2 separate regions of the Homo sapiens genome follow, and region 2 is linked to region 1. Evidence: chromatin contacts called from ENCODE Hi-C or POLR2A ChIA-PET data. All regions are on one chromosome and are shown on one strand. The core of a region is the stretch at or near the end of the contact, and the rest is flanking DNA. Distances in the headings are between cores, read along the strand shown.

The links. A loop is a pair of places that touch in the nucleus more often than their neighbours do. ChIA-PET counts read pairs that join two places held with the same protein, here RNA polymerase II (POLR2A). Pooled maps may share reads with other maps.
Region 2: a pooled map shows a loop between it and region 1 (2.7-fold over the local background). The contact joins two enhancer-like sites. A Hi-C loop is called at or near these places in 1 of 168 maps with a recorded cell type or tissue (cardiac septum), 2 of 37 single-sample maps with no recorded cell type and 7 of 50 pooled maps. POLR2A ChIA-PET finds 5 or more read pairs at or near these places in 3 of 52 experiments (BJ, activated T-cell and endothelial cell of umbilical vein).

Annotation. Positions count from the first base shown.
Region 1 is chr6:130,511,480-130,516,666 of GRCh38, forward strand. No RefSeq gene overlaps it. Among named protein-coding and RNA genes, the nearest start is that of TMEM200A, 150 kb to the left of the region's middle. RefSeq lists an enhancer at 2,508-2,657. Within about 2 kb of position 2,417, at least 8 of the 41 ENCODE cell types and tissues checked have a DNase peak (open chromatin) inside an H3K27ac peak, as active enhancers do.
Region 2 is chr6:130,674,288-130,679,474 of GRCh38, forward strand. No RefSeq gene overlaps it. Among named protein-coding and RNA genes, the nearest start is that of SMLR1, 150 kb to the right of the region's middle. Within about 2 kb of position 1,949, at least 2 of the 41 ENCODE cell types and tissues checked have a DNase peak (open chromatin) inside an H3K27ac peak, as active enhancers do.

The sequences.
Region 1 (5,187 bases), core at 1,167-3,666:
CATTATCTTTTCTTTTGTTCTTGTTTTGTTGCAAATGCCTATCTTTATTTTAAAATAATCCTTGTTATTTTATTTTAGGTATTAATGTTTTATTTTTAAATTCATTCGAGACTACTTGTTTGGATATGTTGTTGAGATGCTTTAATGAGATGCTACAAAATGCAAAAGTGCTTCCTGTTGTGCAAAGGAAATCAGTGCTCAATAAATGTTAGTTTCCTATATTAATTCTTTGTTTTCTTTCTCAGAGTTCCATCAAGGGTAAGACTGTATTTTCAGGAAAACCAGACTGGATTGAAATGTAAGGAAACTCTAATCTACTAAATTGTGTTGCAGCTGGCCTATTTGGGATGGTAATATATTAATACCATTTCTGAGGAGTACTGGAGGTCTAAAGAAAAGGGAGCTATTGAGCAAGAATTTGTCAATACTTTTCCCTTGGTATCCAGGACAGGGGCATTTTGTTTCTAGACAATTAGTAAGATTCTATAGACGGACTGACATATCCCTCATGAATATTTCTGTAGAGCTACACATTTATACATCCTATAACTGTGTCATAAAATTGCATACCTATAAAAGGAACGGAAATGAAAAAATGCAACAAGAAATAACTTCAGGGAGAGACTAGTTAGCTGTTTTTTTAAGAACGTTATGTGGAGATTTCTTGATTGTGGTGATCGGGTCATGTTAACAGAGTCTTTTTCGATTCCATTTCTATTTAAAATAGATAGGCTAACCATAGAGACCAATTCTCAAAGTATAGTACCAATTAATTCGGTTTTATAGCACAATGCAGTGCAGTAAAAAGAATCTGACACAGCAAAATCTGCCTAATTAGAATCTGGGTCAGTTCATGTAGGAGTAGATTTTCTACCCTATATTTAAGAAAAGTCTTTTTAAAACATTTTTTACAATAGGCGTATTTTATCAGATTATATGTTCATTGTAATATTCAGGCCAGTTCCTTGATAACTGCAAGTTACTACTCCCATCTGAAAGTTTCCTATAATTTCTGCTTTGGTTAATTATTTTAATAAAATATTCTTAATAAATTATTAAGATCAATAACCTAACTCAGGGAACAATCATGGAAGGAGTCTAAGTATTCATCTAGTTCAACCCTCTCATTTTATAAATGAGGAAGCAGAGGTCCAAAGAGATTAAGTAAGTTGCTTCAGGCCATAGAGCTAGTCAGTGTCAGGGGCTACACTGGAATCTATAACTCTGATTGTCCAGTACATTGATTCCACTAATAATGTGGAATGTATATTAGAATGTAAATAAAATGTTTTCCTTGTAAACCATGAAATTAGAAGAGGAACAGCTGTGAGCATTGAATGAAATGATAAATGTAAAAACAGGTAGCACATTACCAAGTACTTGTGATGTACCCAGTAAAAGTTATTCATGCTCGTATGTCTTCCCTCTAATTAGAAAAGTTATGATGATACATTCCAGATATACTCAAGATTCTGTTTGAGAAGTGCTACCAGCACTAACGAGACTAGCACCTGTGTAACATTCCAAGATCCCATACCATTTCCCACCAAATTAACTTTAATTTAATATTTAATGTTTCAGTATATTTCTTTTTGATTTCTTTATAATTACATATGTACGTATCAAAAAACATTATATTATTTTATATGCTTTAAACCCTATATAACATGCTATTATGTATTTCGACAACTGCTCTTTTTTACATTCTGCATTATGTTTAGGGGATTTATTTAGGTTGATTTAATTACTTCTAGCTTATTCATTCCTTTTCATTGCTGTACAACATTCAGGTCCATGAAGATTCACAATGTAATCACCTGATCTTCTATTAATAGTCTTTTATAGGTAGTCTGCTACTTTTTCCATACAAACAATCCTGCCATAAACATTTGTGTATGTTTCCTTGTACATATGTGCAACAATTTCTCCAGGGTATAGTATTAAGAATGTAATTGCCAAGTTGAAGATATATGCATCTTCAACTTAGCTAAATATTGCCAAACTACTGTCCAAAGTTGGTTATGCCAATATAGATTCCCACTTGCAGTGTGTAAGAGATCCTGTTGATCTACATCTCTGCCAAGTCTTGGAATTGTCAGACTGACATTTTTAGCAATCTGAAGGGTGTGAGATTACATCTTATTGTGATTTTAGTTTTCATTTCCTTAGTTAATAGTGTTAACAAATCCACTGAAAAGGAAACAAAAATGTTTTAAATTAAAGAGACTTTGTTGCAGCAAGCAGTTTGCAAACCAGGGAGATGCAGCCTTCAGTACAAAACAGAGGTACACTCCGCCAGAACAAAGACAGAAGTTGCTTTTTATAGAGAAAGTTGTCACCCAGGTTTCCGCTTGTCTGCTGTGCAAATAAGGGGTGGCTGATTATTTGTTCTGATTGGTTGATGTTAAGATTTATCACAGGTTACAGTCTAGTGGTTAGGTCCAGGTGCCAGAATCTAGTGGTTAGGTCCAGGAACTTTCTGGCAGTGTTGATTGAGGCAGTGTAAACAGGAACAGATAGCTATGAGAGTCCCAAAGTTCCCCTAGCCTGTGGTTTTTCTGAGAATGCAGGATATGTGTGTGGTCTCTAGTCAGCAAATGGATACTTGGCTGCATTTTGAATTTAAGCCCAATTAGTCGCTCAGGATCCACCTTGAAGGATTGGCTGTTTTGGAGTTGACAACAGAAAGGATAACCAACTTTTCACATTTATTGGCCTTTAGTGTTTTCTTCTTTTTTGAATTGGCCACTGGTATTTGCTGCTCATTTTTAGTGGGTTACTTACATTTATTTCATATTGAGTTTTAGAAATTTTAAAGAGTTTATGGTCTGGTAATTACTCCTTTGTGGGGCCTAATGTGTGAAAATACCCTCTGCCAATTTATGCTTTGCCTTTGAGCTGTCTATGTTGTCTTTTGTTGTGAAGAAGTTTTAAATTTTAATATTTATTTGTCTTTATATTTGGGTATTTTTAAGAACCCATTTTCCATGTTAAGGTAACAGAAGTATTCTCTGACATCTATAAATATAAAATGTTTACTTTCCATATTTCTGCCTTTGGTCCACCTGGAATTCATTTGTGAACATTGGCTGGAGTAGGACTCCAAGTTATTTACCTCCTATTAAGTTAATACATCCTATTGAGATAGAACCCAATTTTTCCAGGACTATTTCTTGATTCATTTCCCCACTGCTCTGTAATGTGATATCTATGTAATTCTGTTCCTTGATTTAATTAATTCTATTTATTTGTTTATCCCTGCCCTAATACCATGCTGTCATGATTTCTGTAGTTTTATAATTAATATCTTAATCTCTCGTAGGGCTAGTCACCCTTTATTCTAGTTATAGTGTGAATGTTGACTTCTCATATTAACACAAGCAAAAGTTTCAGACATGTTTCAGACCTCATGAAAGACTGTCAGATAACTAGTCAGTACGGGGTTGTGGCAAAAGCATGGAGTACTGACTCAGGGACCATGAGAAGTGGTGCAATATTCACAAACGCTCTGGGGTTCAGTTTCCTCATCCTTAAAAATGAATTAACATGGATTGGCTTGTAAAAGTTGCTATTTTGAGATAGTGAGGGCAGGAAGGATGATGGAAAAGAGGAAGGTTTTTACAAAACAAGGAAGTACTCCATTTTAGGGGACCTCTCTGGGTAGGTATCTATAGCTAGAGAGGGCACAAATGGGCCTCTGGAAAGGACAGACCTGGCAGATCATGTTTAAAACATCTGCAGAGAAGCGCTTTCCAATTGGAATATAGATGGCTTACCTGGTGCTTAATGAGAAAGAATAGAATGTCTCCATGGATGGGCTATAGAGTGAGCTACTTAGCTGTAACATGAAACAGAGGTACAGCTATAAGAATCTAATGGTTTTGGAGGCCATAAGTTGAATTAAATATCTATACATTCTTGTGTTTATGCAGCTGGTCCTTGAGATTTCCTTTCCCTAGGAAAATAGCCATTGTACCTCACACAGCTGACAGTGTGTGTCTTATAAAACCCGACAGTGGGAGTGCCACCTACGCAATCCAAGGAAGGGAAGCACTTTGATCTTTATGATGCGGTGGTGGAGAGTATTAATAGCAAATGTGATTCCCCAGTTAGAACTTCCATGACAAATTTTACCATATATAGAAACTCTTGACCATCTTATTTTCTTAAGGTACTAATTGGTTTCTTTATTTTAAAGCTACAGAGCCCAGACCAATGTCGATACTGTTAACACCACTTTAACAGCCAGCTCTGTATCAACTCAGGGTTCCTACTGATGAGTAGAGAAAAATGAGACAGAATTTCCAGCAATGTGTATTAAAGACAACTGAAATTTAAAAGCCATTTTTGGCCTGGCATGGTGGCTCACGCCTGTAATCCCACACTTTGGGAGGCCAAGGCAAGTGGATCACTTGAGGTCAGGAGTTGGAGACCAGTCTAGCCAACATGGTGAAACCCCATCTCTACTGAAAATACAAAAAGTAGCTGGGCGTGGTGGTGCATGCCTGTAATCCCAGCTACTTGGGAGGCTGAGGCAGGAGAATCGCTTGAACCCAGCGGGGCAGCGGTTGCAGTGAGCCGAGATCGCACTATTGCACTCCAGGCTGGGTGACAGAATGAAACTCTGTCTCAAAAATAAATAAATAAATAAAAGCCATTTTGTCCTACTTTGAGGGCCTACAAAAAGGTGTTGAAATCTTATAAATTAAAAAATAAATGAGGTCTATAAATTGCCTATAAAACACCTAACCTTTATTGTCTCACTTGTTACTTCCAACAAACCTGTGAGATAGGTTGTCTTCTTCATTTTATAGGTAAGAAAATAAGGTACAGATGAACTTGCATAAATAATCAAGTTAATAAAGCAGAGCTAGGATTTAATCCCAGGTGACTTCTTGAAAGGATGAAGTCTTGACCACTAGGTGTTGCTTCCTGTGTGAATTAAAAAGCTGTTGGGCTTTTTTTTTTTTTAACTTTGTGCAATTTTTAATGATTTTTATTCCTTTTAACATATCCAACATCCTTGTTTTTATTTCATGGCAATGGTGTTGAGTTGTGAATGTTCTAATAGAGAAGCCAGTCTAGCAGTCTGAACTCAAACTTGCCATCAATGTTCATACAGTGAGAAAGTGTTATGGTTTGGCTCTGTGTCCCCACCCAAATCTCATGTTGAATTGTAATTTCCAA
Region 2 (5,187 bases), core at 699-3,198, 160 kb after region 1:
AAAGAAAATGTGGTATATATACACAATGGAATACTATTCAGCCTTTAATAAGAAGAAAATTCTGTCATTTGCACAGCATGGATGAATCTAGAGGACATTATGGTGAGTGAAATAAGCCAGACACAAAAAGATACATACTACATGATCTCACTTATATATGGAATCCTAAAACGGGAGATGTTGGTCAAAGGGTACAAACTTTCAGTAATAAGATGAGAAAGTTCTGGAGTCCTAATGCACAGCATGATGATTGTATTTAATAATTGTTATAATAATAATAGTTAATAATTTTAAGTATGCAATACTGCACACTTGAAATTTGCTGAAAAAGTAGATCTTAAATGTTCTAACCACACACACACACACATGCACACACACACAAGGTAACTATAAAAAACAAAAGACATGAAGGAAACTACTACTATTGAATTTTTATGTATTATCAAAGAAGAATATATGCAATTATCTGAAATGGCTATTAAAATATTTCTCACTTAGGCAATCTTCTATTGGCATGATGCCAGAATTTCTTCATCTACTTAAAACAATTGCAATGGAATGCAATGGACTGAATGCAGACACAGATATGGGAATTCAACTGTTTTTTTTAATTAATCTAAATCTTAAATTGTTTTTTATTAATCTAAATAATAAAAAGGTTTCCCAAAATGTAAAATAATGTTATTCTTACCAATAATCTTTTGGTTTTGGAAAATGTAGTTATTTTTCATAAAATATGTTTCTTCTATTAATGGACAATGGGTTTATTATTTTTAATCAATAAACATTTTAATTTCTCAGTTTTAATTTCTGATTGATAGATTGACAATTATAACTCATACAAACAAAAGCTCTATGGGGTTCTCAATAATTTTTAAGAATGTAAGAAGGTACTGAGACCCAAAGATTTGAGAACTGCTGACCTTTGCATCCATCTTGAGATTTGTATTATACTGAAATTATCTTTCTTTGTGTTTATCTTTCCACTCCGGCTGTGAATGACTGATGCAAACCACAAATGACGTGTCATTGTGCCTCACGTACCAAGCACAGAATGTAGCATGTACTGGTGCTTAACAAACATTGATTATTGAGTTCCAAGCTCAATTGGTATAACCTGTTCCCTCAAAGAACTAACTATATCACTGGAGAGTTAGGATATGCACCCCAAATAGAAAAATTATATATTCTGATTTTATTAAAGTGCCAGATGAGTTATAAGGGCAGAAAAGTAAAAACATTTAGAAATTTGTGAAGATAAAATACCCAAAATATCTTTATATTTACTGATCCCTGTAAAAATAAGGCTATTTGAAAATTCTAAGAGGTTACACAAATATTTTAAGAAATATTTACAACAAAATTCCAACTTATTAAAAGAATTTGGATAGCCTCCTTTGCTTCTTTCTATATACAAAATTAGCTATGATTTTAAACTGTAAAAACTGAAACTTGATCCCCTTGAAAAGCATTCTAGGATTCTAGCAATACCCAACTATGATCAATTAAAGATAAATTGGTGTTGTGAATTAATGCATTTATATAAGAGAGAAAACATCATAATTTGAAGCTACTTGTGAACACTAAGCTTGAAATGGAAAAACAAGAGTGTTGCTAGGAAATAAGTGAAAACAATCAGCTATTTTTATAGTCCAGAGCATCTTATCCCCTTAATGTGTTTTATTTAATTTGTTTATTGCTTTAAAAGACATTATTTCATATTAGAGGCATGATTTGGAATATGTACCTGAACAGCAGACTCTTTTGTGGAGGGAAATGAGTTTTACTAAAAGATGTCAGCTAATGGAGTCTTCCATTGGCCAAGATAAGTTTATTTTTATTGATGGTAACTATCTAGTCTCTAAGCTTAAGCAACCCAAACAAGTCCCCGGGCCCTAATAACTGCAACAGGTGTTTCTCAGGCTACCAGCCAAGAGCCACAGAGGGTCATCCTCAGAAAGAAAAGAGCAGAAATTTGTGACTTGGCTCCACCAGCTGGCTCCCTGGAATGCAGCACTTCCAAATCCCTTCTTCTGGCTCACAGAAAATATCAAGATTTTCCAGCACCTGCTGCCTTTTCCAGCTGCTGGCTCCTGGCTCCCACTTCCCCAGCCTACACCCAGAAAATCTTTGAGCTGCTCTTGCCCACCCTGCTGCCCACACTGTTTTCCAGGAAGGCCACATGCCTTCACTTTCTTTGATCTGGTCATTTTCCTCTTCTGTTTTTATGTCCCAAGTTGAAGTAAGACAGCAGCTCTGCCAGTCATGCATTTTTTGTGGCTCATGTGCTTTTTGTTGTTGTTTTGCTCCTTTTAAATAGCTCTACTCTTCTAAGGATTCTAGCAGTTATCCAAAGAGTTCCAGACTTCAAAACAATTCAGCAACACAACACAGTGTTCTTAAACAAAGGGGTTGATTGCCTTTTAGTTCAGTGTCAGTGGGTAAACTCCTTGAGATTCTTCATTATTGTGGACTGAACTGTGTCTCCCCAAAAATCATTGAAGTCTCAACTCTCAAGATGACTATATTTGGAGATAGGGCCTTAAAGGAGGTAATTAAGATTAAATGAGGTCATGAGAGTGGAACCATAAATATAGTAAGATTAGTGTCCTTATAAGAAAAGGATGAGACACAAAGAGCACATGTACACAAAGGAAAGTCCACATGAGGACACAGTGAGAAGGTGACTGTTTGCAATCCAAAGAGGGAGGGCTTACCAAAAACCAACCCTGCAGCACCTTGTTCTTGGACTTATAGACGCCAGAACTGTGAGAAAATAAATTTCTGTTGTTTAAGTCACCCCTTGCTGACTATTATCCCCTCTGAAACAAATGTACAAAAAGGAGAGCCAAGAGAACAGGAGGAGTCGTTATAATGGACAGAAAAACTTCACAACATTTCTGGAAAACCGAAGATGGACAAAAACTTACAGATAGATGAAATGACCAAAGAGGTCCACAGCCCAGACATAATTATGAGGAGGCAGCAGTATAGATGACAAGAAATGCCCTGTTGTAACTCCTGCAGGATGGAAGTGAGAAGTTACACTTTCATCCTCCTCCCCAAATCCTGCATCTAAAGCAAAGTCTGTTAGCATTTTCCCCTAAAGACTGAATAAAACATTTGAAGATAATTAAACTTTTTAGCTTAGTGACTCAAAATGAAAACTCTCTCTTTCTAACATGTGAACCTCTGTAGCCTAACAACTGACTTCTTACACATTTACCTGAACACAAATGCTATTAGTCAACACCACACAGAGTTTCTAGACAGAATTCATACTGAGAAGAGAGATTTTGAGGTAGGAAATCTTAAACAAGAGCAGAGAAAACTCAAATATATGCAGTCTTTCTGACTTAAAACAAGTGCATAAGCAATGGTTACCAGGTATTGAACTAGCAGCAGTAAAGAAAATCAATAACATAAATAAAAAATGACACTGGAAGAAATAGAGATAATTCAGGAAAAAGAAGAAAACTTTTAAGAAATATTCAAATGTATATGCTTTTTAAAAGATGAGCCATAAAACATGAACAGGATATTATGAAAAAAGAACAAAACCTTCTTGTATTAGTTATCCATCATTGCATAACAATGCATAACAAATTACCATGAACATGGCAGTTTATAACAATACCTATCTGTTGTGTAACAGTTTCTGCACGTTGGGAGTCTGGCCACAGCTCAATTGAGCCTTCTGTTTAGGGTTTCACAAGGTTGCAGTCAAGGTGTTGACTGGGCCACATATTCATCAGGAGTCTAAACTGGGGAGGCTGAGGCAGGTGGATCACTTGAGTTAGGAGTTTGAGACCAGCCTGGCCAACATGGTGAAACCTTGTCTTTACTAAAAATACAAAAATTTAGCCGGACGTGGTGGCACGTGCCTGTAATCCCAGCTACTCGGGAGGCTAAGGCAGGTGAATTGCTTGAACCCCAGAGGTGGAGGTTGCAGTGAGCCAAGATTGCACCACTGCACTCCAGCCTGGGTTACAGAGTGAGACCAGGCCTCAATACACACACACACATACACACATACATACATACATACATACACACACTGGGGGAGAGTCTACTTTTGGGCTCACTGGGGTTGTTGCAGAATTAATTTCCTTTTGGTTGTAGGACTAAGAGCTCTGACTCTTTGCTGACTTGACTAAGGCCACCTTCCATCCTCTAGAGCCTGTTTTCATCAGTTAGAGGCTGTTCACTGTTACTAAGTCTCTCTACAGTTCCTTCCAAAGAGAGCTTCCCCAACAGTACCACTTACTTCATCAAGCCAGTAAGGAAAGTTTGTAGAGGAAGTCAACCAGCAAGATGAAATATTACATGACATATTATAATCATAGAAGTGGCTTCCTATCTGTTGTTTTGAAGCAAATGACAGCCTGTCCACATTTAGAGGCATGAACATCAGGAGGCAGTATCACGGAGTGATCAACTTAGAGTCTGTCTGCCATACATCTGAAAGATTAAGTTTGGTTAGTTACATTTTAATAACTCAGCAGAAATATCCAATATAATTAGTGAACACAATTTTTTAAACCCCCAGAATATAGAGCTAAAAGATAGTCAGAAAATATGAGAGAAAAGACAAGGGAAATTAAAGAGTTTTGTCCTCTAAAAAATAAAGATGTAGGAACAATAAGGAGTTTACTTTGGGAGAATACAAGAATGAGAGAGAAGGGATGTAGGAAGAGGAAGGGCATGAATAACTTTGGTAGAAATTAAAATGTTTTTTGCTTGGGTCTTTATGTATTTTAAGACCCTGGAGGTTGGCCATTTGCTAATTACGTGACCTTAAAACAAGTTACTATTCCTCTGGGATTCTCAACTCATCTATAAAATAAGGAAAATAAAAACCTCCCATCACATCACTTGTAAAGATGAAAGGAAATAATGCAGCTAAAGCACTCTCATGGTCAATGTTATGTGTCAACTTGTCTGGGATAAGGGATGCCCAGATAGCTGGTAAAACATTATATTTGGGTGTGTCTATGAAGGTATTTTCAGAAGACATTAGCATCTAAATCAACAGACTAAGTAAAGAAGATCACCTTCACCAATATGTGTAGGCATCATCCAATCTGTTGAGTCCTCAAAAAGAACAAAAGTTGGATGAGGGGTGATTTCATTCTCTCTTCTTGAGCTGGTATATTCATCTGCTCCTGCCCTTGGACATCAGAGCTA